Regions from separate parts of the Homo sapiens genome. Here region 2 is linked to region 1. Evidence: chromatin loops called from intact Hi-C (ENCODE). Cell type or tissue: K562. All regions are shown on one strand. Each heading gives the region's core, and the rest is flanking DNA. Links, peaks and the distances in the headings are about the cores only.

What was found. Hi-C counts contacts between places; a loop is a spot of excess contacts. Peaks named below come from ENCODE experiments on the same cell type or tissue, not always from the same donor. Only the 100,000 strongest peaks of a DNase experiment are listed, where the experiment ranks them.
Region 2: a loop joins it to region 1, with 2.4 times the contacts of the local background. A loop is called at or near these places in 2 of 110 quality-filtered maps.

What each region holds. Positions count from the first base shown.
Region 1 is chr7:6,983,937-7,000,221 of GRCh38, reverse strand. LOC105375138 (a long non-coding RNA gene) reads right to left here and starts at 9,981. Exons shown (of 5, transcript XR_927009.3): 1 at 9,930-9,981. LOC107986763 (a long non-coding RNA gene) reads left to right here and starts at 12,639. Exons shown (of 3, transcript XR_001745073.1): 1 at 12,639-12,997. RefSeq lists a silencer at 8,749-8,935. In K562, for the core only: a CTCF peak has its summit at 7,855; a DNase peak (open chromatin) is centred at 8,939.
Region 2 is chr7:7,037,183-7,053,467 of GRCh38, reverse strand. All of the region lies in intron 1 of LOC105375138 (a long non-coding RNA gene), which reads right to left. Among named protein-coding and RNA genes, the nearest start is that of MIR3683, 22 kb to the left of the region's middle. RefSeq lists enhancers at 10,652-11,152, 11,153-11,653. In K562, for the core only: no CTCF peak of the experiment used is centred there; no DNase peak of the experiment used is centred there.

The sequences.
Region 1 (16,285 bases), core at 4,093-12,092:
TGTCCTGTGGTCTCGCCCTGTCTCCACTTGCCTTGTGATATTCTATTATCCTGTTAAGTACTTGATGTCTGTCACCCACACCTATTCGTATACTGCCTCCCCTTTTGAAACTCCCTAATAAAAACTTGCTGGTTTTTGTGGCTTGTGGGGCATCACGGATCCTACCAATGTGTGATGTCTCCCCCGGACGCCCAGCTTTAAAATTTCTCTCTTTTGTACTCTGTCCTTTTATTTCTCAAGCCAGTTGACGCTTAGGAAAGTAGAAAAGAACCTACATGATTATCGGGGCAGGTCCCCCAATAGTGTTGGGTGGTGGTAATGCAATGATGAAGATGGCAGGCATGCCTCTGCCCTCCAGGAGTTTCTAGGATACACAGGGGGACAAACAAAAAATAAGTAAATCCATGAAAGAAGTATAGGTGGAACCTGCCCCCAATATTTCAATGTAGGTTCTTTCTATTTTCTATAAGTGTCAGGCAGCTGAGAAATAAAGAGAGACACTACAAAGAAAGGAATTTTACAGCTGGGCTGCTGGGGGTGACATTACACATCAGTAGGACCATGATGCCCCCTGAGTCTCAGATGAGCAAGTTTTTATTAAGGGCTTCAAAAGGGGAGGGGGTGTAAGAATGGGGAATAGGTACAAAGGTCACATGCTTCAAATGGTACAAAGCAGAACTACTACTAAGGGTCTAACAAAGATCACGTGCTTCTGAGGGAACAGGACAAAGGGCAAAAGCAGAACTACTGAGAAGTGTCCAGCAAAGATCACAAAGCAAAGGACAAAAGCAGAACCACTGATAAGGGTCTATGTTCATTCACGCATGTATTGTCTTGATAAACATCTTAAACAACAGAAAACAGGGTTCAAGAGCAGAGAACCAGTCTGACCACAGATATATCAGGGCGGAGTTTTTCTCCACCCTAGTAAGCCTTTGGGTACTGCAGGAGACCAGGGTGTATCTCAGTCCTTATCTTAACCGCATAAGACAGACATTCCCAGAGCAGCCATTTATAGACCTTCCCCCAGGAATTCATTCCTTTCCCAGGGTATTACTATTAATATTCCTTGCTAGGAAAAGAATTTAGTGATATCTCTCCTACCTGCATATCCGTTTATAGACTCTCTGCAAGAAGAAACATATGGCTCTTTTTGCCCAACCCTGCAGGCAGTCAGACCTTATGGTTGTCTTCCTTTGTTCCCTAAAAATTGCTGTTCTCTTCTTTTTCAAGGTGCACTGATTTCATATTGTTGAAACACACATGTTTTACAATCAATTTGTACAGTTAACACAATTATCACAGTGGTCCTGCGGTGATGTACATCCTTAGCTTATGAATATAACAGAATTAAGAGACTAAAGACAGGCATAAGAAATTATAAAAGTATTATTTGGGAACTGATAAATGTCCATGAAATCTTCACCATTTATGTTCCTCTGCCATGGCTCCAGCCAGTCCCTCTCCATTTGGGGTCCCTGACTTCCCACAACAAGAAACAATAAGAGGTTAAGGTGGAGAAGAGCAGGGAAGTCCACTTTATAAAGGGGTCAGGAAAGAGCTGTCTGTGGAAGCACCATTTTAGCTGAGACCTAAAGGATGGTCTAATCTGGGGAGGTGCAGAGGAAAATCATTCCAGGCTGAAGCAGCAAGTGCAAAGGCCCTGTTGTGGAAAAAGGTTTGAAAGTCCAAGAAAACAAAAGGAGGCCATAGTGGCTGAAATAGAGTAGGCCAAGGGCAGGAGATAGGAGAGGGCTGGAGAGGTGGCAGGAACAGGCAGAAGACTCGGGGTCTCGATTTTATTCTATGTACCATGGGCAGGAAAGGCAGGGATGAGACTCAATGGACACCTTAAGATCACTGAAGCTGCCAGGTAGGAAATGGATTGCTGAGCATGGAGAGCAGGTGCAGAGTACCAGTTAAGACCAGTTAGGAGGCTGCTGCTGTAGCCCAGCTGAGATACTGGTGTCCTAGGCAAAGATAATGACAGTGAAGCTAGAGAGAGTGGACAAGTTGGATAAAGTTTAGAATCACAGGACTTGCTGACTGGAGAAGAGGGCAAAAGCAGAGTTAGCACAACACATGAGTTATGACCACCTTGAGCAGCTCAGCAGGGGGTGGTGCCATTTACAGAAGAGAGATGGCATGGACAGAGCCCATGGAGAAGGAGGAGGAAAAAGAGAGTTTGGCTTTGGGTTTTTTTTAAGACAGGGTCTCTGGCTGTGTCACCCAGGCTGGAGTGCATTGGTGCCATCATAGCTCTTTGCAGCCTCAAACTCCTGGGCTCAATTGATCCTCCTGCCTCAGCCTGCCATGTAGCAGGACTACAGATCCTACAGATGCACATCACCATGCCTAGCTTTTTGTTTTTGTTGTTTTTTTTTTTTTTTTTGTAGATAGGGAGTCTCACTGTGTTTTCCAGGCTGGCTTCAAACTCCTGGCCTCAAGTAATCCTCCCACCTCAGCCTCCCATAGCACTGGGATTACAGCCATCACCTACCACACCAAGCCATGAGTTTGGCTTTGGATGTAACAAGGTTGAGGTGTTCATGAGTTGACAAGTGGAAAAAACAAGAAAGAAGTTGAGTGTTTAAGACTGCTGTTTCAAGGAGAATTCTAGCCTCAGGACAAAAGTTCAGGACTCATCAGCTGAGAAATGGCACTGAAAATTATGTAAATGGATAAGCTCAGCTAGTAAACAAGTCCAGAGAGAGCAGAAAGTCCAGAGATAGCAGCACTGGGCTATGCACCTGGCCTAATGCCGCCCCGCTCCTCCCAATCCCTGTGTTATGCTGGAGAGGGTCCAGCCTCTGGTGAGTTTCACCAAACCCCCACATCTCTTTCTTCTGAGACCTTCTCTAAAATCCCCTCTTTTATACTTAGTGAAATGGGATGCTCTTTTTCCTATCCAGCTTAAGCAAAAACTTTTGACTATGAGAAGAATGAGGATGCATTTAGTATCTGTTCTGCATGGCTAATTCCATCAAAGATTTCTCATTATTCATGCCTGGCAGTCTCATTTTCTTCTTTTGCCTCTAAGAGCACAGTCGTAGCCTTAATTACTGAACTTTTCACTCTTCTAATACCAGCGATTTCCCCCATCTCAGTTCTCAGGAAGTTCTGTTCGCAGAATTATCTCCTGAATCCTCACCTGGAGATAGAAATTGCTCTCTGTGGCCATTTCTTCCCCCTCTAATTCTTATAAAAAAACTCAGTGATCTCTGTGCATCAAATATTAAACTGAAGCTCAACAGATCATGATTCTGGCTTGTCTCTCTCTCCAGCCTGTGGGTTAACAGGTTTGCAACATTTGCAGAGAAGACACCAAATTCTCAGGAGGGCAGAGTTTCCAAAGGTACTGGTCACTCTTGCTCTCTTTCTCCTGCTCAAAATTCAGCACTAGAGAGTGTTACACCATTGCACCTGCAGAGGAGTTCATCTGACTCTAGGGACTACAGAGGAGAGAGATGGACAAACTAACAGGCATTCAGAAAATGACTACCACAATGGGGAAGAAAATGAAAGTCAAACCAAATAAGCAATGGTCAAAAAAAAAAAAAAATCTAGAGGGCAGCTGCAGTGGCTCACACGTGTAATCCCAGCACTTTGGGAGGCTGAGGCAGCTGGATCACTTGATATCAGGAGTTCGAGACCAGCCTGGACAACAGAGTGAAATCACATCTCTACTAAAAATACAAAAATTAGCCAGGTGTGGTGGTGGGCACCTGTAATCCCAGCATTTTGGGAGGCTGAGGTGGGTGGATCACCTGATGTCAGGAGTTTGAGACCAGCCTGGCCAACATGGTGAAACCCTATTTCTATTAAAAAATACAAGAATTAGCCAGGTGTGGTGGCAGGTGCCTCTAATCCCAGCTACTTGGGAGGCTGAGGCAGTAGAATTGCTTGAACCCAGGAGGCAGAGGTTGCGGTGAGCAAAGATTGCACCACTGCACTCCAGCCTGGGCAACAGTGAGACTTTGTCTCAAAACAAACAAACAAAAAAAACAACAACAACCTAGAGATGTCCGTCCAGGCTGAAGAGAATATTCCAGAGCAGAGGTTGGGACACTATGGCCCATGGGCCAAATCTGACCTGCTTGCACATGTGTTTGTCAATAAAGTTTTACTGAAACACAGCCATGCACATTTGCTGCATATTGTCTATGGCTGCTGGATTTGGCTGTTCTCTCATGCTATAAAGAAATACCTGAGGCTGGGTAATATATAAAGAAAAGAGGTTTAATTGGCTCACAGTTTTGTAGGCTATACAGGGAGCATGACACTGACATCTGCTGAGCTTCTGTGGAGGCCTCAGGAAACTTACAATGATGGCAGAAGGTGAAGCGGGAGCAAGAGAGTAAGGAGGGAGGTGCTACACACTCGTAAACAACCCGATCTTGCCGGAACTCACTCACTATTGCAAGGACAGGACCAAAAGGATGACACTAAATCATTCATGAGAAATCCACCCCCATGATCCAATCTCTTCCCACCAGGCCCCACCTCTAACACTGGGGACAGCTTTTATCTTGGCTTTTTCACTGGCAGCCCCTTCCTCAAGGACTTAACTTGTGTAAGCTGACTCTTAGCAGATCTAAGAATGCAATTAACTGATAAGATACTGTGGGGCAAGCAATATCCGCAGTTCCCAGGAATTTGTCCGATTGATAATGCCTAAAGCCCCATGTCTATCACTTTGTAATAGTCTTAAAGCCCTTAGACCTAGAACTGTTTACTTTCCTGTAACAATTTATCCTTTTAACTTTTTTGCCTACTTTACTTCTGTAAAATTCTTTTAACTAGACCCATTTCCCCTTTCTAAACTGAAGTATAAAAGAAAATCTAGCCCCTTCTTCAGGGCCAAGAGAACTTTAAGAGTTAGCCATTTCTTGACCTCCAGCTAAATAAGCAGACTCTTAATTCATGTGAAAGTGTGGCATTTTCTCTAACTCATTCAAGTACAACATTTGGAGGCCCCAGCGAGAAACGCCACGAGGCGAGAACCGGGCTCGCTCCGGGCTCCCCCGGAAGGACGGCCGGCTTGTTGCGGGGTGCCACCTACAAAAAAATTTTCAGGTCCTCGAAAGGTGACCGTCTTCCAGAGGAGAGCGGATCGACTACCTTGTGGGTGCCCATAAAAATTCCACCTCTGAGTCCTCGACTTCTGACCCTGAGGTCAGGTAGGTCAGATTTGACTTCAGTTCTAGTAAGAGGGAAGCGGCCCTGATGAGGGTGTCCCTCTTTTGACTCTGCCTGTTTCTCTAGGACGCTAGAAGGTAGAGCCCTGGTTTTCTGTTAGGCTCCTCTGTGTCTCTTTCTAGGAGGGAAGTGGCCCTGACAGGGGCCCTCCCTTGACTCAGTCCACATCCCAGGATGCTGGAGGACTGAGTCCTGGTTTCTGGCAGACCGGTCACTCTCTCTCTCTCTTTTTGTATCTCTCATCTTTCTCTTGTTCAAGTTTCTTGAAGAATCTCCAAGAAAGAAAAAAAAAAAACTGTTATATACTCTGTGTGAATAATGAATGAATGAGGGAGGACAAGGGTTTGCGCTTGTCCTCCAGTTTGTAGCTCCACGGCGAAAGCTACGGAGTTCAAGTGGGCCCTCACCTGCGGTTCCGTGGCGACCTCATAAGGCTTAAGGCAGCATCAGGCGTACCTTGATCTGAGCCGGAAGTTTATACCGGCCTGCCAATGCTAAGAGGAGCCCAAGTCCCCTCAAGGGGAGTGGCCAGGCAGGCATCTGACTGATCCCATCACAGGAAACCCTCCCCTTGTCTGTCTAAAAAAAAAAAAAAAAAAGGAAAAACTGTCATAACTGTTTACATGCCCTAAAGTCAACTGTTTGTTTTATATTGATTGTTCTGTTCAGCGTCTATTGTCTTGTTAGTAGTTGTCAAAGTTTTGCATGTCAAGACGTTGGTATTGCCCAAGACCTCTAAGTAAAAACTTCTTCAAAGTCCTTAGTGCTGATTTTTTGTCACAGGAGGTTAAATTTCTCATCAATCTTTTAGGCTGGCCACCACAGTCCTGTCTTTTCTGCCAGAAGCAAGTCAAGTGTTGTTACAAGAACAAGTGTGAAAAATATTCGCCTGATTAAGATTTCTAGCACCAAGAAAGTTGTTAAGTATTTAGATCATCATACTCCACGTCCAAGTGATTAGACGTCCTCTAAACTAAACCAGTAATGAGTTCAAAACAGCCACCCTGCAGATTTCCTTGCTCACCTCTCTTGTCATTCTGTAACTTTTCCTGTGCCCTGAAATAGAGCACTGTGTAAAGAAATGTACGCCCGTACTGCTTTACTTCATTGAGATTCTTACTCTGTTCCTCTGTGGCTACTCTTCCATCTTAAAAATGATCCGAGTAGTCCTTTTCCACCTTGTCCCTGCCCCGTATCCCGCACATCTCGTTTTCCGGTGCCACAGCAAGTTTACCGTCTCCAGGACTTGGCTCTGCTCTCACTCCTTAAACCCTTAAGAGAAAAAGCTAAGTTTAAGCTATTTGCGTTTAAGTTATAAAGACACCAAAAGTATTTAAAGTGCAGATCTAGAAGAAGAAGAAGAACGCCTAGATCAAACTGACCCAGAAGATCTCAGGCTGGCTCTAGTCCTCCTCCCTCAGTCTTAAAGCTACAGCAATGTAGCAAGTAGTATTAGCTGTTGTAAGTTTTTCTGCTCTTTCTAGTCATATTGATTCTGTTCTTTCACTACTCCAGTCCCCCAAGAAATAAGTTTCTCTGTCCATGCTAAGTTTAATATCTATGCTCAAATCTTATTAAATTGCCTTCAAAAAAAAAAAAAAGAAACACTTCCTCCCAGCCTTGTAAAGTTAAAGCCCTCTCCAATGTATGCTGCAGAATTTTCCTCTCAGTTTCTCAGATTATAAAGTCCGCCTTAAAAAAGGCAAGCTCTAGACACTCTGCAAAATAAAATGGCCAAAGTTTAAAGTCAAGTGGCCCCCTGAAGGGTCATTGAACCTCACAATTGTTCAAGCTGTGTGGCAGGTTGTTACTGAAACTCCTAGCCACCCTGATCAGTTTCCCTACATTGATCAAGAGCTAAGTTTAGTCAGGATCCACTCTCCATGGCTCCGTTCATGCGCCATTCATAATTCTACCTCCAAGGTCCTCCTAAGCCAGACCACGTTTTCGCCTCGACCCTCAGCCGGTTCAGCTCCCCCTGTACTGCCTCCCTCTGAAGAAGAGGGGAGTCTCCCTCACCCAGTCCCACCGCCTTACTACCAACCTTCTCCCTTAAAGTTATCCCATGTCTGCTCGACGACGTCCCCTGTAGGCTCGCCACCCATTGCCTCTCAATCATGACCGTGGCAGGAAGAAGTAGCCCCTCTCCTACCACTGAGAGAGGCACAAGTCCCTCCAGGTGATGAGCGCTCAGCACCCTTCTTAGTTTATGTCCCTTTTTCTACTTCTGACTTATGTAATTCGAAAACCCATAATCCTCCCTTCTCTGAAAAGCCCCAGGCTTTGACCTCTCTGACAGAGTCTGTACTCCAGACTCACCCGCCCACCTAAGATGATTGCCGACAGCTCCTTTTAACCCTTTTCACCTCTGAAAAGAAAGAACGTATCCAAAAAGAAGCCAAAAAGTACTTCCTCACATCAGCCAACGGACCGGAAGAAGAAGCTAGAGACCCCCTTGAGGAGGTCTTTCCCTCTACCCGGCCTAACCAGCACCCAAATTCCTCAAGTAGAAAGGGAGCTTTAGGTGATTTTCACCGGTATCTCCTCGCAAGTATTAAAAGAGCCGCTCAGAAACCCATAAACTTGTCTAAGACAAGCGAAGTTGTCCAAAGGCCCGATAAGTCACCAAGAACGTTTTTAGAGCGCCTCCAGGAGGCTTATTGGATTTACATCCCTTTTGACCCGGCAGCTCCCGAAAATAGCCGTGCTCTTCATTTAGCATTTGTGGCTCTGGCAGCCCCAGATATTAAAAAGAAACTCCAAAAACTAAAAAGATTTGCTAGAATAAATATCAGTCAGCTTTTAGAAATAGCCCAAGAAGTTTTTGACAATCAAAAGTTTAAAAAACAAAAACAAGCTACACTGGCAGCTGAAAAGGCCGCTGATAAAGCATTCAAAAGACAAACAAAAATCTTAGTGGCAGCTATCCAAGAAGTACAGAATGAAATAGCCCGTTAATTTAGCATTAACTGAAGCCCCTGCTTTAGCCCTCCCTAATATCTCCATAAAAGCCAAGGAGTTGCTAAAAACGTGTTTACTCAGACTCTAAGACCCTAAAGACGCCCAGTGGCCTATTTGTCTAAGAGGCTAGATCCTGTGGCCTCTAGATGGCCAAGTTGTCTGCGAGCCGTAGCGGCTACAGCAAGCCTGGCCCAAGAAGACGATAAATTAACTCTAAGCCAAAATTTAACCCTTACAGCTCCTCACGCCATAAAGACCTTACTACGAAGTGCTTCTGGCAAATAGATGTCAAATGCTCGCATCTTGCAGTATCGAAGTTTACTGTTAGATCAGCCTCGTTTGACTTTCTCTCCCACAAAGTGTTTAAATCCAGCTACAGTACTTCCTGACTCAGACTCCACTATTCCTGCTCATGACTGTCAAGAACTGTTAGAAACTATCGAAACTGGCCGATGTGATCTTCAAGGTGTGCCCCTAGAAAAGGCAGGTACCGCCGTGTTCAGAGACAGTAGCAGCTTCCTCAAGCAGGAAGTATGAAAAGTCAGTGCAGCTGTTACCACGGAGACACATGTGTTGTAAGCTCAAGCTTTACCAGCGAACACCTCAGCCCAAAAGGCTGAATTGATAGCCCTCACTCAGGCTCTCTGATAAAGTAAGAATAAACGTATTAACATTTACACTGACAGCAAGTACGCCTTTGCTACTGTGTATGTACGTAAAGCCATCTACCAGGAAAGCAGGCTACTCACCTCAGCAGGTAGCTGTGATCCACTGCAAAGGACATCAAAAAGAAAACACACCCGTTGCCCATAGTAACCAGAAACGTGATTCAGCAGCTCAGGTCTCAGCGCGACTTTCAGTCACGCCTCTAAACTTGCTGCCCACAGTCTCCTTTCCACAGCCAGATCTGCCTGACAATCCCGTATACTCAACAACAACAACAACAAAAAAAACTGGCTTCGGATCTCAGAGCCAATAAAAATCAGGAAAGTTAGTAGATTCTTCCAGACTTTAGAATCTTCATACCCTGAACTCTTAAAGAAACTTTAATCAGTTACCTACAGTCTACCACCCATTTAAGAAGAGCAAATCTACCTTAGCTCCTCCAGAGCCATTTTAAGATCCCCCATCTTCAAAGCCTAACAGATTAAGCAGCTCTCCAGTGCACAACCTGCGCCCAAGTAAATGCCAAACAAAGTCCTAAACCCAGCCCAGGCCACTGTCTCTGAAAAAACTCACCAAGAAAAAAGTAAGAAATTGACTTTAGAGAAGTCAAACCACACCAGGCTAAGTACAAATACCTTCTAGTACTGGTAGACACCTTCTCCAGATAGACTAAGGCATTTGCTACCGAAAACGAAACCACCAACACAGTAGTTAAATTTTTACTCAATGAAATCATCCCTCAATATAGGCTGCCTGCTGCCATAAAGTCTGATAATAGACCAACCTTCACCTCGCCTATAGCTCAGTCAGTCAGTAAGGCCTTAAACATTCAACAGAAGCTCCATTGTGCCTATCAACCCCAGAGTTCCAGGCAAGTAGAACGCAAGAACCACACCCTAAAAAACACTCTTACAAAATTAATCTTAAAAAAAAGTGTAAATTAAGTAAGTCTCCTTCCTTTAGCCCTACTTAAAGTAAGGTGCACCCCTTACCAGGCTAGTTTCTCACCTTTTGAAATCATGTATAAGAAGGAACCCCCTATCTTGCCTAAGCTAAGAGATGCCAAATTAGCAGAAATATCACAAAATAATTTATTACAGTACCTATAGTCTCTCCAACAGGTACAAGATATTATCCTGCCACTTGTTCCAGGAGCCCATCCCAATCCAATTCCTGACCAAAGTCCAGCCATTCGTTCCAGCCATGAGACCTAGTGTTTGTTAAAAATTTCCAGAAAGAAAGACTCACTCCTGCTTAGAAAAGACCTCACACCGTCATCCTCACAACGCCAATGGCTCTGAAAGTAGACGGCATTCCTGCTTACATTCATCACTCCCGCATCAAAAAGGCCAACAGAGCCCAACTAAAAACATAAGTCCCCAGGCCTAAGTTAGGCCCCTTAAAACTGCACCTAAGTCAGGTGAACCCATTAGATTCATTCTTTTTATCTGCCTCACTTATTTGTTTTTGCCCTTTACGTCCTCTGTGCCTTCCTACTCCTTTCTCCTCACCTCTTTCACAACAGGACTTGTATTTGCAAACACCACTTAGAAGGCCAGTACCTCCAAGGAAGTCTCCTTTGCAGTTGACTTATTTGTACTTTTCCCAAAGCCAGCCCATACCCATGAAAAGCAACACAATCTGCCAGTCCCAGGAGCAGCAAGGGTCGACCTTTCAGCAAGATTCAGACACTCCAAGAGCCAAACTAAGTGTAGAAGCTCCAAAAGTGCAGAAAAAAGACTCCAAAATATTGACTTTTACCTCTGTCCTAGAAATCACCCTGATGCTAGCTGTCAAGATACTTATCAGTTTTCCTGTCCTGATTAGACATGTGTAACTTTAGCCACCTACTCTAAAAGATCAACCAGATCTTCAACTCTTTCCATAAGTCCTGCTTCTCATCCTAAATTATGTACTAGAAAAAATTGTAATCCTCTTACTGTAACTGTCCATGACCTTAACTCAACTCAATAGTATCATGGCATGTCATGAAGATTAAGATTTTACATCCCAGGATTTAATGTTAAGTCTATGTTCACCATCCAAAAAAACCATAGTCTCATAAAGCCCACCCAAGTCAATCAGGCCTTTAACTGATCTAAGTAACCCTATGTTCCAGAAACACCCTGACAAAGTTGATTTAACTGTTCCTCCACCATTCTTAGTCATAAAAGATACACTCCAGAAAGTGCAAGAAAATCTAGATAAGCGCCAACAAGAACAAGAAAATAACATCCGCTAGTATCAAAGCATGTTCAACTAGAACCCAGAGCTAACTATTCTAATTACTAAGTTAGCCAGACCCCCTCCCCATCCTAGTATTAAGTCTAATTTTTGGACCTTGTATATTAAATTAGTTTCTTAATTTTGTAAAACAACGCATAGCTTCTGTCAAACTTATGTATCTTAAGACTCAATATAACCCCCTTGTTATAACTGAAGAATCAACGATTTGACTCCCCAAAAACACAAGTGAGGAATGTAATGCCCAACCTTGTTTTTACTAACCCTGTTCTTAGACTCTCCCTTTCTTTTAATCACCTAGCCTTGTTTCAACCTGAACTGACTCTCCCTTAGCTAAGAGAGCCAGACAGACTCCATCTTGGCTCTTTCACTGGCAGCCCCTTCCTCAAGGACTTAACTTGTGCAAGCTGACTCCCAGCACATCCAAGAATGCAATTAACTGATAAGATACTGTGGCGAGCAATATCCGCAGTTCCCAGGAATTCGTCCAATTGATAACGCCCAAAGCCCCGCATCTGTCACCTCATAATAGTCTAAAAGCCCCTAGACCTAGAACTGTTTACTTTCCTGTAACAATTTATCCTTTTAACTTTTTTGTCTACTTCTGTAAAATTCCTACTTTTGTAAAAAATCCCCCTCCCCTTTCTAAACCAAAGTATAAAAGAAAATCTAGCCCCTTCTTCGAGGCCGAGAGAACTTTAAATGTTAGCCATTTCTTAGCCACCGGCTAAATGAACAGACTCTTAATTCGTCTCAAAGTGTGGCATTTTCTCTAACTCGTTCAACTACAACACATCCGGCAGGCACGTAATCCACTCTAAAATGCCATCCTGGGGTAGTGAAGATGATGTTGCTGGAAATATCCTTAAATAGCATGTGGATGAGTTCCCCCAGACGCATACATGTTGAGCTAAGTACTTTGCTGATGAAGGGTACAAGTTGAAGGGGTTTTGAAAGGCAGAGTGAGGTTCCTCAGAAGGCTGTTGCTACAGAAAGCCAGGAGGAGAAATTACATGGCCAGATAGAGTGGCATGACCATTGGATAAGGGCTTTTTGTTTGTTTTTGAGATGGAGTTTTACTCTTGTTGCCCAGGCTGGAGTGCAATGGCACGATCTCAGCTCACTGCAACCTACGCCTCCCAGGTTCAAGCGATTCTCCTTCCTCAGCCTCCCTAGTAGCTGGGATTACAGGCATGTGCCACCACGCCCGGCTAATTGTGTATTTTTCATAGAGATGGGGTTTCTCCATGTTGGTCAGGCTGGTCTTGAACTCCCGACCTCAGGTGATCCGCCCGCCTTGGCCTCCCAAAGCGCTGGGATTACAGGCGTGAGTCACCGTGCCCAGCCTGGATGAGGGTCTTTAGCAAAGATGGAAGTTTTGGTACCTTGCAGTTTAATCTCTTCATTTATGTCCTCCTGAAATCTTCAGGAATAGCACTATTTTGTCAATACTTCTGGGGTCGTACTTAGGGAGACTTAAAGGAGATGTGATGTGGCAGCCTTTGACTCAAGGGAGTATCATACTAGCTCAAAGAGATCTGGGTACATGCCAGTTGAACCAACTCTTTTGAGGATGTGGTAGATCCTGGGAGGCCACTCTGATCCTGCCAACCTTGAGGCCAGATGAGTCTTTGAAAAACATGGTTTGGCTTAACACCAGCACTTAGTCTAACACCCACCATGAATCTTGCTGAAGTGAAGCTATACAAATACCTTTTCAAAAGATTTTTTTTCATTCCAGATCCTTCTTAGAAATTCCTAAGGCTCAATGTTGTGTGGAAGATTCTGAGAAAGAAAATAGTTTCCGATCTTTGGGATTCCCCTGAGATGGTCCAATCTGCAAAAAGTTCATTGCCATTTCCATCAAGGACACTGAGAACAAGAGTCTTATCCGCATTGAATCCTGGGAATTGAGAAGCTTCAGCAGGTGGGAAATGCACCCTCCACAGGCTCAAACCCTTGTGGGCTGTTTCAGTTACCTATTGCACCTAAAATTAGAAACTTTAAACCACCTCAAGTCATTATTGCTCATGACCCTGTGAGTTGCATGGGGACTTCCTGGCTGTTTTAACCGGGGCTCATTTGTGTGGCTACCTGCAGCTGGAGGGCCAGCTGGGTGGAACATCCAGGACGACCTCATGCATGTGCCTGGCAGTTGGTGCTGGCTGTCAGCTGGGGAAACTTGTTTTCCTCCATGTGGCCCCTCGCCCTGCAGAACCCCTCTCCAAATGGCCCTTTAAGCAGGATAGCCAAGGTTTGCTTGGTGCCAGCATCCAAGAGGGCAAAAATATAGAAACTAGGAGAGGGCTCTCAAGGCCTAAGACTATATGCACCCCAAAAATCTGAGGTCTCAGTTAATTGAGAAAGTTTATTTTGCCAAGGTTGAGGACGCACGCCTGACACAGCCTCAGGAGGTCCTGACAATATGTGCCTAAGGTGGTGGGGACACAGCTTGGTTTGATACATTTTAGAGAGACATGAGACATCAATCAATATGTGTAAGATGTACATTGGTTCAGTCTGGAAAGTCGGGACAAGTCCAGGTGAAGGTGATGGTGAGACAAGGGGTAGGGGCTTCCAGGTCATAGGTAGTTAAGAGACAAATGGTTGCATTCTTTTGAGTTCCTGATTAGCCTCTCCAAATGAGGCAATCAGATATACATTTATCTCAGTGAGCAAAGGGGTAACTGAATAGAATGGGAGGCAGGTTTCCCCTAAGCAGTTCCCAGCTTGACTTTTCTCTTTAGCTTAGTAACTTTTTTTTGTTGGGGGGGACAGAGTCTCGCTCTGTTGCGCAGGCTGGAGTGCAGTGGTACCATCTCGGCTTACTGCAACCTCCAACTCCAGTGTTCAAGCAATTTCCCTGCCTCAGCATCCCAAGTAGCTGGGATTACAGGCGCCTGCCACCACGCCTGGCTAATTTTCATATATTTTAGTAGAGACGGGGTTTTGTCATGTTGGCCAGGCTGGTCTTGAACTCCTGACCTCAGGTGATCTGCCCGCCTCAGCTTCCCAAAGTGCTGGGAACTCCTGACCTCAGGTGATCCGCCTGCCTCAGCTTCCCAAAAGTGCTGGGATTACAGGTGTGAGCCACCGAGCCCAGCCTAGCTTAGTGATCTTGGGGACCCAAGGTTTATTTTCCTTTCACGGCTAGAAGTTGGTCACCATCACTTTGGCAGCATTCCACTGGCCAAAGCAAGTCATAGGCAGCCCAGATTTATGTAGAGAAATATAAACTCTACCTCTTAAAGGAAAGATTGGTTCGATTACACTGCACGAGCATTTGCAGAAAGTTGTACCCATCTTTGGAAACTACCATACACACACACACACACACACACACACACACACACAACTTTACATGTAACCCTCCCTTGAGGTGCATCTACTTCCAGGCAGAACCAAAACTTGACAGTACTCGACAGAAGAAAAGTAGGGTCCCAAATGCCAGTTCTCTTCTTACTCAACTTCAGCCTCATTATAAGCAGATTCTAACAGTTTATGTGTCTTGAGAAACATTTTAGTTAATCTTTGGAATTTAAGAATTTGAATTCATAGCAGTAGCCTGTGCATAGAAAATACGCATATTTTAAGTTTTTCCTTTCTGATAAATCATGCTGTGGGAACCACAATGTAACTTTTTTTTTTTTTTTGAGACCGAGTCTCACTCTGTTGCCCAGGCTGGAGGGCAGTGGCATGATCTCAGCTCACTGCAACCTCCGCCTTCTGGGTTCAAGTGATTCTCCTGCCTCAGCTTCCTGAGTAGCTGGGATTACAGGCACACAAGACGGGGTTTCACCATGTTGGTCATGTTGGTCTCGAACTCCTGACCTCTGATCTGCCCACCTCAGCCTCCCAAAGTGCTGGGATTATAGGCGTGAGCCACCCGCTTACTTATACTATAACTGTATATTGAAAGTTTCTCTTTTTTCAAAAATAATTAACAGGTTTAACAGAATGTATCTCCTGATCTATTCCTTTCACTGCAGACATCTATTGCCTTTTCAGCCTAGCAGCCCTCCCCTCTATAGAGACTCACACTTCCTACTCCAGTCACGTGGCTCTCATAGGGGCTGCCATATTCTTACATGACTCCACCCCTCTGGCCTCAGTTGATTGGTCCAGGGATGAGAATCTGGCCTAAATTGGCCAATCAGAATTCTTCCCTTGAATATTTTTCCAAACTGTAACTAGACCAATTTAATCATTCTCCGTGATGACAGGAACTGTGTGTAGTGAGAAATATAGGAGCTTTTGTGGCCACGTTTCTCACCTTATGGAGAAAAAGCTTGAGTAAGAAGAAATTAAGCCAGTATGCAGACAAAGCTAGAGACAGAGATAGAGAGAGAGATCTTATGGTAAACCCCTTGGTTTTTATCATTCTAGTACATGCTTGCTACTACATACAACCAAGACTTTCACCTGAGGGCTTTCTCAAAGTCAGGCATGGATTATGTCAGAAAAGCCACAGAAGCCAGGTACAGTGGTTCACTCCTGTAATCCCAACACTGGGAGGCCGAAGCAGGTGGATCACGAGGTCAGGAGTTTGAGACCAGACTGATCAACATGGCAAATCTCCGTCTCTACAAAAAATAAAAAAAATAGCAGGGCATGGTGGCAGGCACCTGTAATCCCAACTACTCAGGAAGCTGAGGCAAGAGAATCGTTTGAACCTGGGAGGCAGATGTTGCAGTGAGCCGAGATCATGCCATTGCAGTCCAGCCTGGGTAACAGAGCAAGACTATGTCTCAAAAAAAAAAAGAAAAAAGAAAAGCCAGAGAGTTGATGCCCTGGGACCTGTCCTCAGCCAGTGACGGATGGGAGCTAGGCTATAAATGCTTCAATATCTTTGCCCCCTGGATGGAACAACTTTGAAATGCATTCCACATCACCTCCCAGAGGTCCCCAGTGGGGTCAAATCCTAGTTGCCTGGAGTGGTAAGCTGCTCATTGAAGGCCCCTGTGTGGCCTCCTGCCTTTCCATGAATCAGTTCCTCACTCCCCTATTGGTGTTCCCTGGAATCATCTCCTAAATAATCCACTTGCAATCCTGTCCCTCTTTCAGGATCTGCTTGGGGTTGGGGAGTGCAGACAAAAACATGACCCCTTTTGTACTCCACACTAGTAAGATGAGTTTCTGTCACTGGCAACCAAGAGTTCTGACTATTACCTCCTTCTGAGATAATTCCTAAAATGTATTTGGGAATTTTCCCACC
Region 2 (16,285 bases), core at 4,878-12,877, 52 kb before region 1:
ATTTTTTTCCCTAAACGAGGCGTAAATGATTACAGAAGTCCCCTGATTTATAGTGGCAAAAAACTCGCAACCATCAAGCAGCTGGGGATGGGAACTGTTGGGAAAAACTCAAACTGTGTTTTTTCCTCTGCTCTCATACCACACATCAATAATCATCAACACAAAAGACTTCTGTGACCCCAAAATATGTGGATATTTCTCCCCCCTAGCAAACAAGCAATCAATTCTGCAGCAGACACCAGCTGGGTGTCCTTCAGTTCAGTTCCAACACTATCTACCTGGAGATCATGTCAGATTCCACAGGCAAAGGGCTCAGTCCTCAACATTGCTCCACCGTCTCAGGCACCAGTTGCAAGTTCAGGCCTCTAGAACTTCTGACTGACCGGCTTCAAGTTGGGGTTCTCACAATCCCCTCTTTGGGTTTAATTAATTTGCTAGATTGGCTCACCAGACTCAGGAAACACTTACTTTTGTTTATTGGTTTATTTATTTATTTTGAGATGGAGTCTTGCTCTGTCACCCAGGCTGGAGTGCAGTGGCGCGATCTCGGCTCACTGCAAGCTCCACCTCCCAGGTTCACGCTATTCTCCTGCCTCAGCCTCCCGAGTAGCTGGGACTACAGGTGCCCGCCACCACACCTGGCTAATTTTTTCTATTTTTAGTAGAGACGGGGTTTCACCGTGTTAGCCAGGATGGCCTCGATCTCCTGACCTCATGATCAACCCGCCTCGGCCTCCCAAAGTGCTGGGATTACAGGCGTGAGCCACTGCGCCCAGCCTTTTATTGGTTTATTTTAAAGGATTTTCCTCTTTTTTTTTTTTTTTAAGACAGGGTCTTGCGCATGTGCCCAGGATGGAGTGTAGCAGTATGATCATAGCTCATTGTAACCTTAAACTCTTGGGCTCCAGTGATCCTCCTGCCTCAGCCTCCCAAATAGGTAAGACTACAGGCTCATGCCACCATGCCTGGATAATTTCTTTTATTTTTCATAGAGACGGAGTCTTACTATGTTGGCTGGGCTGGTCTCGAACTCTTGGGCTCATATGACCCTCCCACCTCGGCCTTCCAAAGCGTTACTGGGATTATAGGTGGGAGCCACAACACCTGGCCTATTTTAAAAGATACAAATAAGCAGCTAGAGAAGAGGTACCTAGGGTGAGGTCTGCAAGGGTCCCAAGCACAGGAGTTTCTGCCTTGTGGAGTTGGGGTGTTCCATCTTCCTGGCACATGAATAAATTCTGGTTCACCTTCCTGTCAGCCTGCATGTGTTCAGCTCTCTGAACTCTGCCCTTTTGGGTTTTTATGGAGGCTTTATTACATAGGCATGATTGATTAAACTATTGGCCATTGGTGATCAACTTGACCTTCAGCCTCTCTCCCCTCCCCGGAAGGTTGGGGGGTGGGGCTGAAAGTCCCAACCCTGTGATCATGCCTTTGTCTTTTTAGTGGCCAGTCCCATCCTCAATCTATCAGTCAACAATTGCATATGAAAAAAAAAAAAGCACTTTGGAGATTCAAAGTATTTTAAAAGTTGTATGCCAGGAAAGGGGACGGATACCAAATATATACTTCACAATATCACAGGGGCTCTTTGTCTCTCTGAAAAACAGATCCATTTGGCCAAGACCTTCACCACCCAGAATCACATTTCTTTCCTGGCTCAAAAGTACACACAACATTAACACCTCATCCTCCTCCCTTATATCTCCTCCCCTACTCCCCAGCTTCTAGCCTAAACTAGAATCTGCCCAACAACATCGGAGTCCGTATCCCTTTTCATAAGTCCTTGTAACAAATGATGAAATGTCTAGTCTGCATTCAAATTGCCAGACAAGCAGGGCATGAGAGGGCAGAGAAAAAGTGGAGGAGAAAGCTGTAGCTGGAAGCTTCCTCTGTCTCTCCTGTTCTTCGGGACCACACTCTGCTCCAGTAATTTGCAGAACCCCATAAACATTGGACTCTGCCCTCCTGGCGAGTGTACATCACCACTGTGCCCCCACATCTGGTCAGAGGAGGATGTTTGGCTGTGAGCTGGGACTAATCAGAGTAGCACAAGATGGAGGAAAGCCAGCACTTATTTTCTCACTTCCTCATAGCTTCTGTCCCTCCTCCCTCTTGCCACACTTCTAGACATGCAAGCAAATGTTTCTTCCTAGAAATGGACAACACTGACAAATGAGAGCACAGAGAAGTGTAATTCACAGGATTTTCACAATTGCACAAAACAACATTGTAAGAATACAAATTACAATGTTAGAGAAAAAAGAAACTCTAGAATCCCACCATTTTAATGTTTCCCATAAACCACAGACATTTTTCAAAAAATGGGGCTTCCAGTCCTTATATTTGCACACATATTTGTGATCAGAATATTGATCGAAGGTCCTTGCCCTGGCTGCCCATTTGAATCACTAAGAAATATGGATGTCCAGGTGTTGAGGCTCAGATATATGTACCTCTATTTTGGTTAAATTTTTATTGAAATAAACATATATTATAAATGTGAAGCTAGATAGATTTTCACAAACTGAACAAAACTGAGTGACTAGCTTTCCAGATTCAGAAACAGATTCTCACCAGCAGCTCAAGAGAGCCACTAGGGCCCCTTTCTAGCTACTGCAGCCCAGTGAAAGTTGTCAACATCCTAACTTCTAACATCATGGGTTAGTTTTGTTTGTTTTTGAAACTAAAAAAAAAAAAAATTAAAATAATATCTACTCCTGTGCTAGCTTCCTTCCCTCAATGTTATATGAGATTCACTTATATTTGTTGCAGGTAGTTGTGATTTGTTCATTTTCATTGCTTTATAGTATTTCATTGATTGAATAAACCACAATTTATTTATCCATTTCACTGTTGATGGGCACCTAGGTAGTTAACAATTGATAAATTGGAGCATATTAAAGTTAAGGAACAACAAAATTTAACAAAAGTCACCATTAAAGAGAGGGATATGTGAAGAAAAATATTCTCAATACACATATAAAAAATAAAAGACCTGTACCCCAGTGAGAGGGAATGAATATATAGACAGGAATCCTATGTATTAACCAGTAAAACACAGCTCAATTTTAAAAATACTTGGCACACCTCAGAGAAAATATGCAAATACTCAATAAATATATGCTCAACTTCATTTATGGCTCAGGAAATAAAAATTAAAATATCCACTGGAGTGGTTAAAATTAAAAAGATATAAAATACCAAGCAATGGTATTGAATATGGAACAATGGGGATTCTCATATTGCATTGGTGTGAGTGTTAATTTGTACAACCATTTTGGAAAACTCTTTGGTGATATCTATGAAAGCTCATCACATGCATATCCTGATTTAGCAATTCTATTCTCAGATATACACTTCACAGAGATGCATACATATGTGCCCCAAAAGATAGGTACTATATAAGATGTTCTTAGTACTACATTTGTAATGGCCCCAAACAGCTCTTTATGTTTAAGATGCTCTACAGGTGATTCTTAGGACCAATCAGGGCTGGAAACTATGACAATAAATATACTTTTAACAGAATTTTAAGTTAAAATTGCATTTTATGTGCTGACTTAATAGGGAAATTATAAGCCTTTACCTTTCTCCTTTGTAAGAGACAAAGCCTTAATAATAGTTATGGCTAAAATGTATTTATCTATAAAATACTAAGGTTTTTTGTTATTTGTTGAAATACTAAATGTTTTCAAGATCATTTCTATTTTTTATGTGGTAGAATCTTAAGAAGTATTTGGCTTTGATGATAGGATCTAATATGGGAAGAGGTTAAAGTCAGGAAAAAGTAGTAATAATTCCTTAGTAATAAATCTGTACAGTAGTACAATATAACTTGGTCCTCAGCTACATCCTGAAATTTAAAAAAAGAGACTGAAAATGATTTCCCCTCCCAGTGAAGCCATCAGTTTCAGGCAGCATTACCAGGCCATCAAAAGAGGATGGGTTAATTTCTCACTAGAGAGGTCTTGGGTAGGATTCAGTCTCTCTGCTAGGTGTCTAATTCTTTAATTGTCCCAACACTTGAAATGGCCCTGGGAGGTGGTTCTTTTACTTCCATTTGACAGGTAAAGGAGTTGAGGCTCAGGGAGGCAAGGCCACCTGTAGGAAGGTCACACAGCCTGCAGGTGACAGAGCCAGATACTCCCTAGGAGATGGGTATTTCTGGTGCTGACAATAGAGGAACAGGCAACAGGTGTTTATTTAGGGCTTTCTATTTGTGGGGAACTGGGCTAAGCACTGGCTTATGACAAGGGGTTCCAAGAGGAGTGGAGACCAGGGAGTTGGTATAAGGCAAGATTTTCATTTTGAGAGACGAGGCTATTTTTTGGAAATATTTTCGAATATTAAAAAAAAGGGCAAGAGCTGATTCACTCTTTCTGTTGTGGTTGGGAGCTTGACAGGAGAAGATATTCAATGACAGCTTTGAATAGTTGTATTAGTCCATTTTCATATTGCTATAAAGAACTACCCAAGACTGGATAGTTTATAAAGGAAAGAGGTATAATTGACTCACAGTTCAGCATTGCTGGGGAAGCCTCAGGAAACACAATCACAGCAGAAAGTGAAGGGAAAGCAAGACACCTTCTTCATAAGGTGGCAGGAAGAAGGGTTGAGCAAAGGGGGAAGAGCCCCATTGGATTTCATGAGAACTCACATAGTATCAGGAGAACAGCATTGGGGAAGCTGCCCCCCGTGATTCAATTACCTCCACCTGGTCTCTCCCTTGACATGTGGGGATTTTGGGGATTAAAATTCAAGATGAGATTTGAGTGGCCTAAGCATATCAATGGTACTCTGCAAAATTGGGATAAACACTGAGGTTGAGGTTATAAACTAGGTGGCGGGTAGTTTGAGAAAATGGAAAATCTCTTTGCTCTCTAACAGATAGCTAGTACTGTTTGGCAGGAAGTGTATTTCAAAAGACAAATTAGGACCAATGTGGCAAATGAGGTTAAAGATGATTCTTGAAATGGAACTGTAGTCAGATTGTCCAGGAGCATTTGAGATAAAGTGTAGTGTGGTAGACGTAGGCTGACTAGGCTTATTCTTATCCAGAAGATGGGCGTCAAGGGTAGTGTTGAGTCGAAGAGACTGGGTCAGGGCTACAAACTGATAGCAGTGGCCTTGGATGCAGATTGTACCTTTGCTTGTGCTGACAAATCCTTCTCAGCTCCCCACTCCACTTTAATCAAACTCCCGGAACTGCTTCAAGATGCCCTGGTTCTCAGGTAGATACTTAGGGAAGGTGTGTCTTTCTTTTTTCTGCACTGGGGCATGACGAGAGAGACATCTAACTCTGCAGTTGTACTGGGCTGGTGTACTGGGCCATCAAGGCGCTACTGAGCCCAGGTGTAATGAATCTAATCTCAAAGGAAATAGAAAGCTGTGGAGGGCCACCACTAAATTATGGCCAGTTACTACTATTTCTTGAATACCTGTCCTGCCCTGGACACTACAGTTTATACTTTACAGGAACATTACCTCACCTCTACACCTTACAGCAAATTTTCAGTGTGAGTATTTTAATTCCATTTAACAGTTGGGGCACTTAGGATAAGAGAGGTAAAGATTCTTGCTTAGAGTCCTACAACTTGTAAATGGCTGAGGCTTGGTTTTAACTTGATTTGTGTGATTCTAAAGATAGTGTCCTCTCCACCACTTGGCCTGGTAGGGAAAGCTGGAGAAATGTGTCCAAACATGTGGTCTACACACCAGGCCTGGAATCTAGCTGACTGGAATGAGCGAATGGATCTCAATCATGCATTCTCAATGAGGGTTGTATTGCCCACAGGGAGCGGCCAAAAATTCTTAGGTCTCATTTAATGGTTTGTAGTCCTACAAAGGTCAAGAGTTCATAACCATATATATCGTATATCTGTGGTATTGACATTTTATACGGAGGGTGTGATCAGGAAAAAAAAAAGTCTAAAAAGGCTCCTTAGGGAGGTCATGATAGTTAAAAGGTTGACAGTCACTGCTTTTTAGTTGCATATCAGGCATAGGAGGGTACTGTGGCTAAATTTCAACCTGCCCCCTTGATGAACTAGTCTCTAACTGGGCAGGGCAGGGCTGAGTTTTGCTTAATTTTACCAGAAGAAAGCCTGCTGTACACTGGGAAAAAAATAGTGTTTCTCACATATTCTGATCTGTTCCTAGTGCGCACCATCATTATGTCATTCTTTCATCTATAAAAGTCTGCCCTGAAGGTCCTGTCAGGCAATCTTGAGCGGGCTGGCTGCAGATTACCAGGTCCAGAAGGTTGGGTAAAGGGTGGAAAATATAGTTGCTAGTAATGATGAACAAGGGTGGTTTAGGTAGAGGGGAGCAATGTTTTTCCCTTCTAGGCTCTGGCTGCTCAGAGTATAGTCCTCGGGAGGCAGCACCAGCACCACCTGGGAGCTTGTTAGAAATGCAGCATATCGGGATCCACTCAGCCTTAATGGGTCTCCTGGACAACATGCATATCAAACGGCAACAGCATATCAAAAATAGATCATGCAGGAACAAGAGAGGAAGTAGAAAGCCTACTAAAGAGGCTGTCCAGGAGAAAGTGTAGTTCAGAGACCCGTTAAGTTAAATTTTGAGAAGTACAGCTCTAGGCCAGGGGTGTTCAGTCTTGGCTAAGTTAGAATCTCCTGGACATATTAGACAATATAAGATTCCTAGGCCCTACTTGAAACAACTTAGATCAAGCACTGGCTTGGGAAGGTACTTGCAGGTATGGTTTTATATTGAGTGACCTGATTTATGGTTTGCATAGATCCCTCTGCTACAGAGGATAATTTGTGAGTGGGTGTGGAAGGCAGGCAGGGCCAGGAATGAAAGCAAGGAGACCACGGAGACCTTCCATACAGGCTGTATTAGGCAGAGCAAAACTGCATCAATGTTTTCTTTCTTTTTTTTTTTTTTTCAAGACAGTGTCTCACTCTGTTGCCCAAGCTGGAGTGCAGTGGCATGATCTAGACTCACTGCAACTTCTGCCACCTGGGTCCAAGTGATTCTCTTGCCTCAGCCTCCCACGTAGCTGGGATTACAGGCATGCACCACCACAATGGGCTAATTTTTGTATTTTTAGTAGAGACAGAATTTCATCATGTTGGCCAGGCTGGTCTCAAACTCCTGACCTCAGGTGATCAACCCACCTCGGCCTCCCAAAGTGCTGGGATTACAGGCGTGAGCCACTATGCCTGGCCAGTGTTTTGTTTGTTTTTTTTTTAACTCATACTTCCGGGCTTTCCTTTGAGGCAGGAAAAAGATTCCAATTTCATCTCACACACCGTAGCTTCCCTCCTCACTGGGACTCTCTGTGATGCTCAGGAGTGTTGTGAGTAGTTGACATTTTAAGAAGAGTACTTGGCAACAGCATATCAAAAAAGATTATGCAGGAACAAGGGAGGAAGTAGAAAGCTACAGTAAACAGGCTGTCCAGGAGAGAGATGGTGGTGGCTTTACTAGGGAAGGTAGTAGAAGAGAAGAAGGAGAGAGGAGAAGGGAATGGATTTGTTATTGATTTTTACATGGCAGTTGTGGATGGATTGGATTTGGTAAATGAAAGAAGATTAACTTTTTTTAAAACAACATTTTATTTCAGTTTGTTAATACGGTTAATTATATTCTTCCTATTTTTAATCCAGATTACTTTATCTCTCTTGCAATTATGTAATGTTTTGGATAATTAACATTGCAGAACTCTAGGGGAGACTGAATATTGTCCCTGTGTATTAACATTAAGCTCATATCACTCTTCAATCTGTGTTATGACTTTTTTATTGCCCAGTGTGACTTTAGTCTAGGTCCTCCTGAATTACTGCAAAGTATGATGATGTTGGTTCACTTTCTGTTGTTGTAACTCGGTGGTCACAGGTCTTTTGAGAAAAGCAGGATTTCTTAACCTTAGCACTTTCAGCATTTCAGGCAAGATAATTCTTTGTTGTAGTGGGGTTGTCCTGTGCTTTGTAGGATATTTAGTATCCCTGGATTCTATCTATTAGATGTCAGTAGCATGCTCCTAGTCGTGACAACCAAAAATGTCTGCAGACATTGGCAAATATCTTCTTGGGGGCAAATTGCCCTGGGTTGAGACACCGCCAACTAGGGCTAGGGCTAGAGTGTACATATTTGGTCTCATAGAAGCAATCCTCAAAGAGACGCTGTCTTCCTTTCTTTCAAAATCTTTGCATCTTAAGTCTGAAAATTGGTTGAGGTTCCACAATTCCTTATTGTGCTAATGCAGGTATGGCGTCGGTTCACCAGACTGTTTGTGAATCAAGTAGGACATTAATGGAGTGCAATGGACTGAATGTTTACATTCCGCCAAATTCATTTGTTGAAACCCTAACCCCCAAGGTGATGGCTTTAGGAGATGAGGTCTTTGGGAAGTGATTAGGTCATGAGGGCCAAGCCCTCATGAATGGGAATAGTGGCCTTATAAAAGAGACTTCAGAGAGATTCTTGCCTCTTCCACCACGTGAGGACATGGCCAGAATGTGCTGTCTATGAGGAAGTGGACCTCACCAGACACCAGATCTGCTGGTACCTTGATCTTGCACTTCCAAGGCTTAACAAATGTGAAAAATAAATTTCTGTTGTTTGTAAGCTACCCAGTATATAGTATTTTGCTATAGCAGCCTGAATGACTAAGGCATATGATAATTACCTGTTTCAGTTCTAGGGATACCATGATCAACTATTAAGTGGAATGTTAAAGATCTCTATCTGGCTGTGTGCAGTGGCTCATGCCTGTAATCCCAGTACTTTGGGAGGCCCAGGTGGGAGGACTGCTTGAAGCCAGGGATTCAAGATCGGCCTGGGCAACAAAGTGAGGCCCTGTCTCTACAAAACAAACAACAAAAATTAGCCAGGTATGGTGGTACACACCTGTGGTCCCAGCTACCTTCCTCATCTTTTGTGATCAAATGCCAGCAATTGGCGCATTCTCCCTGGGATCTCATCACTTCCACTGAAGTCACAGACCCCAGTTAGAAGGTAGCATTTCCCCCTCTCATTTAGAACCTTTAGAGAACAGCTACCACAAAGATCTTTCTTTCCCAATGTATTTTGGAAAGCTGAAATGAAAGATGTATCCTCTGAACCATTCTGAGGAACTTAGCCAGTATCTGAACAGGTACTTACTCACTTCAGCTTATCAATCTCCCTAGGCCTTTAGTTCCCTTTAGTAGTATACCAAGAAGGTAAGAAACATCAAATTAATTTAGTGCCCGTTAGTTAATGCAGTTTCTTCATAGCGTCGATAGTCTTTGCAATTTGGTATGTTTTTGCAGTGGCTACTACCGGTTGTTCCTTTCCATGTTTAGTGCTTCCTTCAGGAGCTCTTGTAAGGCAGGCCTGGTGGTGATAAAATCTCTCAGCGTTTGTCTGTCTGTAAAGCATTTTATTTCTCCTTTGCTTATGAAGCTTAGTTTGGCTGGATATGAAATTCTGGGTTGAAAATTCTTTTCTTTAAGAATGTTGAATATTGGCCCCCACTCTCTTCTGGCTTGTAGGGTTTCTGCAGAGAGATCCACTGTTTGTCTGATGGGCTTCCCTTTGTGGGTAACCCGACCTTTCTCTCTGGCTGCCCTTAGCATTTTTTCCTACATTTCAACCTTGGGGAATCTCACAATTATGTGTCTTGGGGTTGTTCTTCTCGAGGAGTAACTTGGTGGCGTTCTCTGTATTTCCTGAATTTTAATGTTGGTGTGTCTTGCTAGGCTGGCGAAGTTCTCCTGGATAATATCCTGAAGAGTGTTTTCCAACTTGGTTCCATTCTCCCCATCACTTTCAGGTACACCAAACAAAAGTATATTTGGTCTTTTCACATAGTCTCATATTTCTTGGACGGTTTGTTCGTTCCTTTTCATTCTTTTTTCTCTAATCTTGTCTTCTCGCTTTTTTTCATTAAGTTCATCTTCAATCTCTGATATACTTTCTTCTGCTTGATTGATTCAGCTATTGATACTTGTGTATGCTTCATGAAGTTCTTGTGCTGTGTTTTTCAGCTCCATCAGGTCGTTTATATTCTTCTTTAAACTGGTTATTCTAGTTAGCAATTCATGTAACCTTTTGTCAATGTTCTTAGCTTCTTTGCATTGGGTTAGAACATGCCTCTTTAGCTTGAAGGAGTTTGTTGTTTGTTATTACCCACCTTCTGAAGCCTACTTCTGTCAATCTGTCAAACTCATTCTCTGTCCAGTTTTGTTCCCTTGCTGGCAAGGAGTTGTGATCCTTTGGAGGAGAAGAGGCACTCTGGTTTTTGGAATTTTCAGCCTTTTTGTGCTGGTTTCTCCCCATTTTTGTGGATTTGTCTACCTTTGGTCTTTAATGTTGGTGACCTTGGGATGAGGTCTCTGAGTGGACGTTCTTTTTGTTGATGTTGATGCTATTCCTTTCTGCTTATTAGTTTTCCTTCTAACAGTCAGGCCCCTCTGCTGCAGGTTTGCTAGAGTTTGCTGGAGGTCTACTCCAGACCATTTGCCTGCGTATCACCAGCAGAGGCTGCAGAACAGCAAAGATTGCTGTCTGTTCCTTCCTCTGGAAGCTTTGTCCCAGAGGGGCACCTGCCAGATGCCACCCAGAGCTCTCCTGTATGAGATGTCTGTCAGCCTTTACTGGGAGGTGTCTCCCAGTCAGGATACATGGGGGTCAGGGACACACTTGAGGAGGCAGTCTGACCCTTATCAGAGCTTGAACACTGTGCTGGGAGATCTGCTGCTCTCTTCAGAGCTATCAGGCAGGGACATTTAAGTCTGATGAAGCTGCACCCACAGCCGCCCCTTCCCGCAGGTGTTCTGTCCTAGGGAGATGGGGTTTTATCTATAGGTCCCTGACTGGGGCTGCTGTCTTTTTTTCAGAGATGCCCTGCCCAGAGAGGAGGAATCTAGAGAGGCAGTCTGGCTGCAGCAGCCTTGCTGAGCTGCGGTGGGTTCCACCCAGTTCAAACTTCCTGACGGCTTTGTTTACAATGTGAGGGTAAAACTGCCTACTCAAGCCTCAGCAATGGCAGACGCCCCTCCCACCACCAAGCTCTACCATCCCAGGGCAACCTCAGACTGCTGTGCCGGCAGCAAGAATTTCAAGCCAGTGGATCTTAGCTTGCTGGCTCTGTGGGGGTGGGATCCACTGGGCAAGACCACTCGGCTCCCTGGCTTCAGCCCCCTTTCCAGGGGAGTGAACAGTTCTATCTCACTAGGGTTCCAGGTGCCGCTGGGATATGAACAAAAAAAATCCTGGAGCTAGCTCAGTGTCTGCCCAAATGGCTGCCCAGTTTTATGCTTGAAACCCAGGGCCCTGGTGGCCTAGGAACCGGAGGGAGTCTCCTGGTCTGTGGGTTGTGAAAACCATGGGAAAAGTGCAGTATCTGGGCTGGAGTTCACCGTTCCTCCCAGCCCAGTCCCTCATGGCTTCCCTTGGCTATGGGAGGGAAATCCCCCGACCCCTTGTGCTTCCCAGGTGAGGTGACGCACCACCTTGCTTCTGCTTGCCCTCCACATGGGCTGCACCCACTGTCCAACCAATCCCAATGAGATGAACCGGGTACCTCAATTGGAAATGCAGAAATCACCTGCCTTCTGTGTCGATCTCACTGGGAGCTGCAGACCAGAGCTCTTCCTATTCGGCCATCTTGCCAGCAAATGTATTCTCTGTTTTGCACAATTTTGAGATATTCGTAATTAGAGAGGCTATCCACGAATCTCAAAAATTACAGAGATGCTGCCCTCAGCTTTCCCTCTGAACCTACCATGTGTTGTTTTGCTTCTCTTGATATTTTATTGCTGTTAGCTGTCAGTGGCTCCAGGAAGAGTGGGGATCAGGGAACTGTTATAACAGGAACTTATTGGAGGGAACTATGCCATTTTGCATAGGATAGGCTGGTGTGGTGCACCAGCCATATCCGAGTACTGCTGGTTGAGAGCCCTCCATTCACTGCTTTCAGCTGAGGACTTTTCTTGTCTAACGTTACACTCCTTAACCAACGACTGATTGATGCAGAGTCATAAAGGCCTAGCTATATAATCCCAACTTGGGACAACTTTAAGGGCTCTTTCAGCTTCAGAGCTCCAATGGGGTTGGATGACATGTTCATTGACACGTTATAATCCAACCTCTCCCTGCTCTATCCTGGCCCTTTCCCTTCCATAGCTGTTGACCTAAAGAGTACTCCCAAATAAAACTCCTTTATGTTAATTGCTTTCTCAAAGTCTGCTTCTGGGAGAATGCAACCTGCAACAAAGGCAGTGATTGCCACAGGAAAATGCCATTTGGCTTGGGTAGGTGCAAAAGCTATGATGTCTTAGCAGGTATACAAAAAGAGTCCCTTCTGTCTGAGTATTTCGGGCATTGCAAAGCAGGGCTACTTGGAATAATGTCCTCCTACGTGGAAAAAGCATGTGAATTGAAGATTGGGGTGCAGACAGCTGGACAGTACATAAATACAAAAATGTTCTTTGATAAATAAGATTGTAATAGATGGCCTTGCTTTTAGGAAGAACTTTCGGGACACAATATAGGTTGAAGGTGGCAGGAAATGTATCTAAAATAAAGGCCAACTGGGCACAGTGGTTCAGGGCTATAATCCTAGCACTTTGGGAATTGAGGGCAGGACAATTCCTTGAGAACAGAGGTCAAGACCAGCCTTTGCAACATGGGACCCTGCCACTACAAAAATTAAAAAATTAACTGGGTGTGGTGGTGTATCTCTGCAGTCCTAGTTACTTAGGAAGCTGAGTGTGGAGGGTTGCTTGAGTCCAGGGTTTGAGGCTGCAGTGAGCCATAATCCCACTACTGCACTCCAGCCTGGGCAACAGAGTAAGATCCTATCTCTAAAAAAATAAAATAAAATAAAATAGAAGCCATAGTCAGGTTTTTCCAAAGACATTTTAGATTGCAAGGCTAAAGTAGACCCTTTGGCCACCTAGGCTTGTCCTTTCCCTGTAGGTAGATGTCAAAGTCAATATCCAGCTAGAGAGACTAATTGGGAATATCTGTGTCACCAAAGTTCCCTGCAGATTCGGTTCAGATATCCAATGGACAGTGCTATGGTTTGAATGTGTCCCACCAAAATGCATGTGTAAGAAACTTAATCCCCAATACAACAGTATTGGGAAGTGGAGGCTAATGGGAAGTGTTTGATCAAAAGGGTTCTACCCTTATGAATGGACTAATGTCACCATAAAAAAGGGCTTATGGGAGTGGGCTCTCTGTCTCTCTGTCTCACTCTCTCTCTTTCCCTCTCTTCTGCTCTTCTCATGTGAAGACATGGTGTCCCTTTCCTCTGGAGGATACAGTATTCAAGGTGCCATCTTGGAAGCAGATAAACCAGGCTATAATCTACTGGTACCTTGATCTTAAACTTCCTAGCCTCCAAAAATGTGAGAAAATAAATTTCCATTCTTTATAAATTACCCAGTCTCAAGTGTTCTGTTACAGCAGCACAAAATAGACTAAGACAGATAATATTTTTGGTAGATTGAATTATTAGCTTCAATTCTTCACTCCTCTCTTTATCCACACATTTTCTTGTGGAAAGAGTGAAATTCCCCATCCCTTAACATTGGGCTTGGCCATGTGACTTGCTTTGAGCAATAGGATATTAGCACTTTCATCCACTTGAAATATCCTTGCACAGTGGGGTTAATCATCTTGCGTATCTGTTATCATTTTGAGGGACATGCCATGGTAAGCCTAGTGATCAAAGAGGATAAAAGTTACACAGAGGGCTGGCCATGGAGTCTCACACCTGTAATCCCAACACTATAGGAGGCTGAGGCAGGCGAATTGCTTGAGCCCAGGAGTTCAAGACCAGCCTGGGCAACAAGGCAAAACCCTGTCTCTACAAAAACTACAAAAATTAGCCAGGCACGGTGGTGCATGCCTGTAGTCCCAGCTACTCGGGATGGCTGAGGTAGGAGGGTTACTTGCATAGTGGTGCATGCCTGTAGTCCCAACTACTCAGGGTGGCTGAGGTCGGAGGGTTGCTTGAGCCTGCATGTTGAGACTACAATAAGCTGTGATTGCATCACTGCATTTCAGTTTGGGTGACAGAGTGAGACCCCGAAAAAAAAAAAAAAAAGCCTTATACAGCTGACTGAGACCTGCAATCCAAGGCAGAGCCACCTCCATTGACCCAAAAACTCATGAGTAGAACAAATGTGTTGTTGCATAAAATTTTGCAACTCTTTATTCCACAGCAAAAATCAACCAACACAGTAGGGTCTGCTGGGGAAGCATCTCCATTTTGCTGCTTCCTGTTCCTTTACTTGTTTTGATAAAGCTCTCAGCCTTCCTAATACCTAGAATTCCCTCTAGATGTTCTCTACAGAAAGAATGTCTTTCTGCTTCTTCCATGAGGACCAGGTAGTGGTAAAGTTCTTACTTGAAAGATATCTGGGTTAATAGCAACCTTTTCACCTGGTGTCTGCATTTCCAGATTGGGCATCTTTCAGATAGTGTTGGCCACTGGGCACTTAGCAAATGGAGAAGTGCACGTACTTGAAATGATGAATTAAAGTAGATTTATTAAATGCTAGCATTTATTGTTATTTCTGCATCTGCTGAAATTCCAAAACCAAGATGTTGGCAAGGCTGCTTTTCTTTTCAGAAGCTTTAGGAGAGAATCTATACCCCCATCTTTTGAAGCTTCTAGAAGTTACCCACATTACTCAGCTCATGGCCCACTTTCATCTTGAAAGCCAGCAGAGTGTCATCTTCAAATCTCTCTTCTCACCTGGCCTCTACCTCCCTCTTACTCACTTAAAAGACCCTTGTCATTACATTGGGCACACTTGAATAATCCAGGACACTCTTCTAATCTTAAAGTCAGTTGATTAGCAACCTTCATTTTATCCTCAATCTTATTTTTCCTTGCTGTATAACATAACATATTCACAAATTCTGGGAATTTAGATGAACATCTTTGGGTGGGCCATTATTCGACATTCTACATATACTTAAAGGCAGCTTTGGTTGCTAATAATTCTTGATTCTAGTTCCCTAGCAAGTAGGGGCAGGGGTGGGCCATTGGTACCCAGATACTCTTGAGACACATGAGGCTTTCTGTGATTTTGCAAGCCTAGATTTTGAAATCTAATGCTGGGCCTGTTCATGTTGGTCAGAATTGTGCACAGATAATTCTGTCTTCAGCTTCTATAGGCTAAACTTATGGCTGGAGATCAAGCACACATCTTTCTCTTCTCATGGGCATTTTTGTTTCAGTTATTAGGGCAGGGAAGTTCTCAATTCTTCTGCTCCTTCCATTGCTTTATCTACCTCAACTCACTGAGACCACATTTTCTTCCATTCCTCTATATGCTTCCATTCTATTAATGATTTATTTTTCCTTAACCTTTCCAGTCTAAACTTACATTCTGTGACATCAGTGATATTCATCCCATACCTTTTTTTCTTCCTTGTTCTTTTTTACTTCTAGCATTGCTCTAATCAACCCCAATTCTGGATCAACCAATCTTTTGCTTGTTGTGTGTGGTATTGTGAAAAAAGACCCTAGCCTCAGAATTTTAAATAAAACATTTTTGTACATGAAAACCATATTGCAAGATGGAAGGAGGATAATGGCCACAAACCAGCAAGAGGCTAAAGAAAATATCACTCCTAGTTCCTTAGCACCTCAAAATGATGGGTTTTCATTATATATATTCTGTAACCTAATTTCCTCTTGGAAAGTACTCCATAGTCAGCCAATAAGAAGGGCTATTTCCATCACTGCTGACTAATGTTGGCAACTTTTTGTGAACTAGAAAAAAAGCACCCCTTCCTCAAGACACTGTACTGCCACATGCTAGAAAATTGTTATAGTTTTACATCATAAATCAATACAAATTTGTGTAAATCTATACAAATTTATGATGATTATGATGTGATGAGCAACCTCTGACATGCTACTTCAACTCACTCAACGAATAGAGACCACATTAGCCTCCATTTTCCCATATTCTTCCCATTACTTACATTCTTGTTTCCTTTTCTTTCTTTTTAAACTTATATAGGCATTTATGGTCTATCACAACATGTACTATAAATGGAAATCTTGGGTCTTGTGACACACTGGGATTTTGTGATATGTGGGAATGGGTCAGACTGGTGAAGGTCATACCTTGTGGTCTTAAGTTGGCAAATTGGAAGAAGATTGTTTAAAGGCGACTACCTGCAGTTGAAAGAAGTTATATTAATTATCCAATAAAATATTTAAGATTTAAGGAGAATTCACAATATTTGCCTAGGAAAGTAAAACACTAACACACAATGCAGGAGTCTCAGTGTTTAT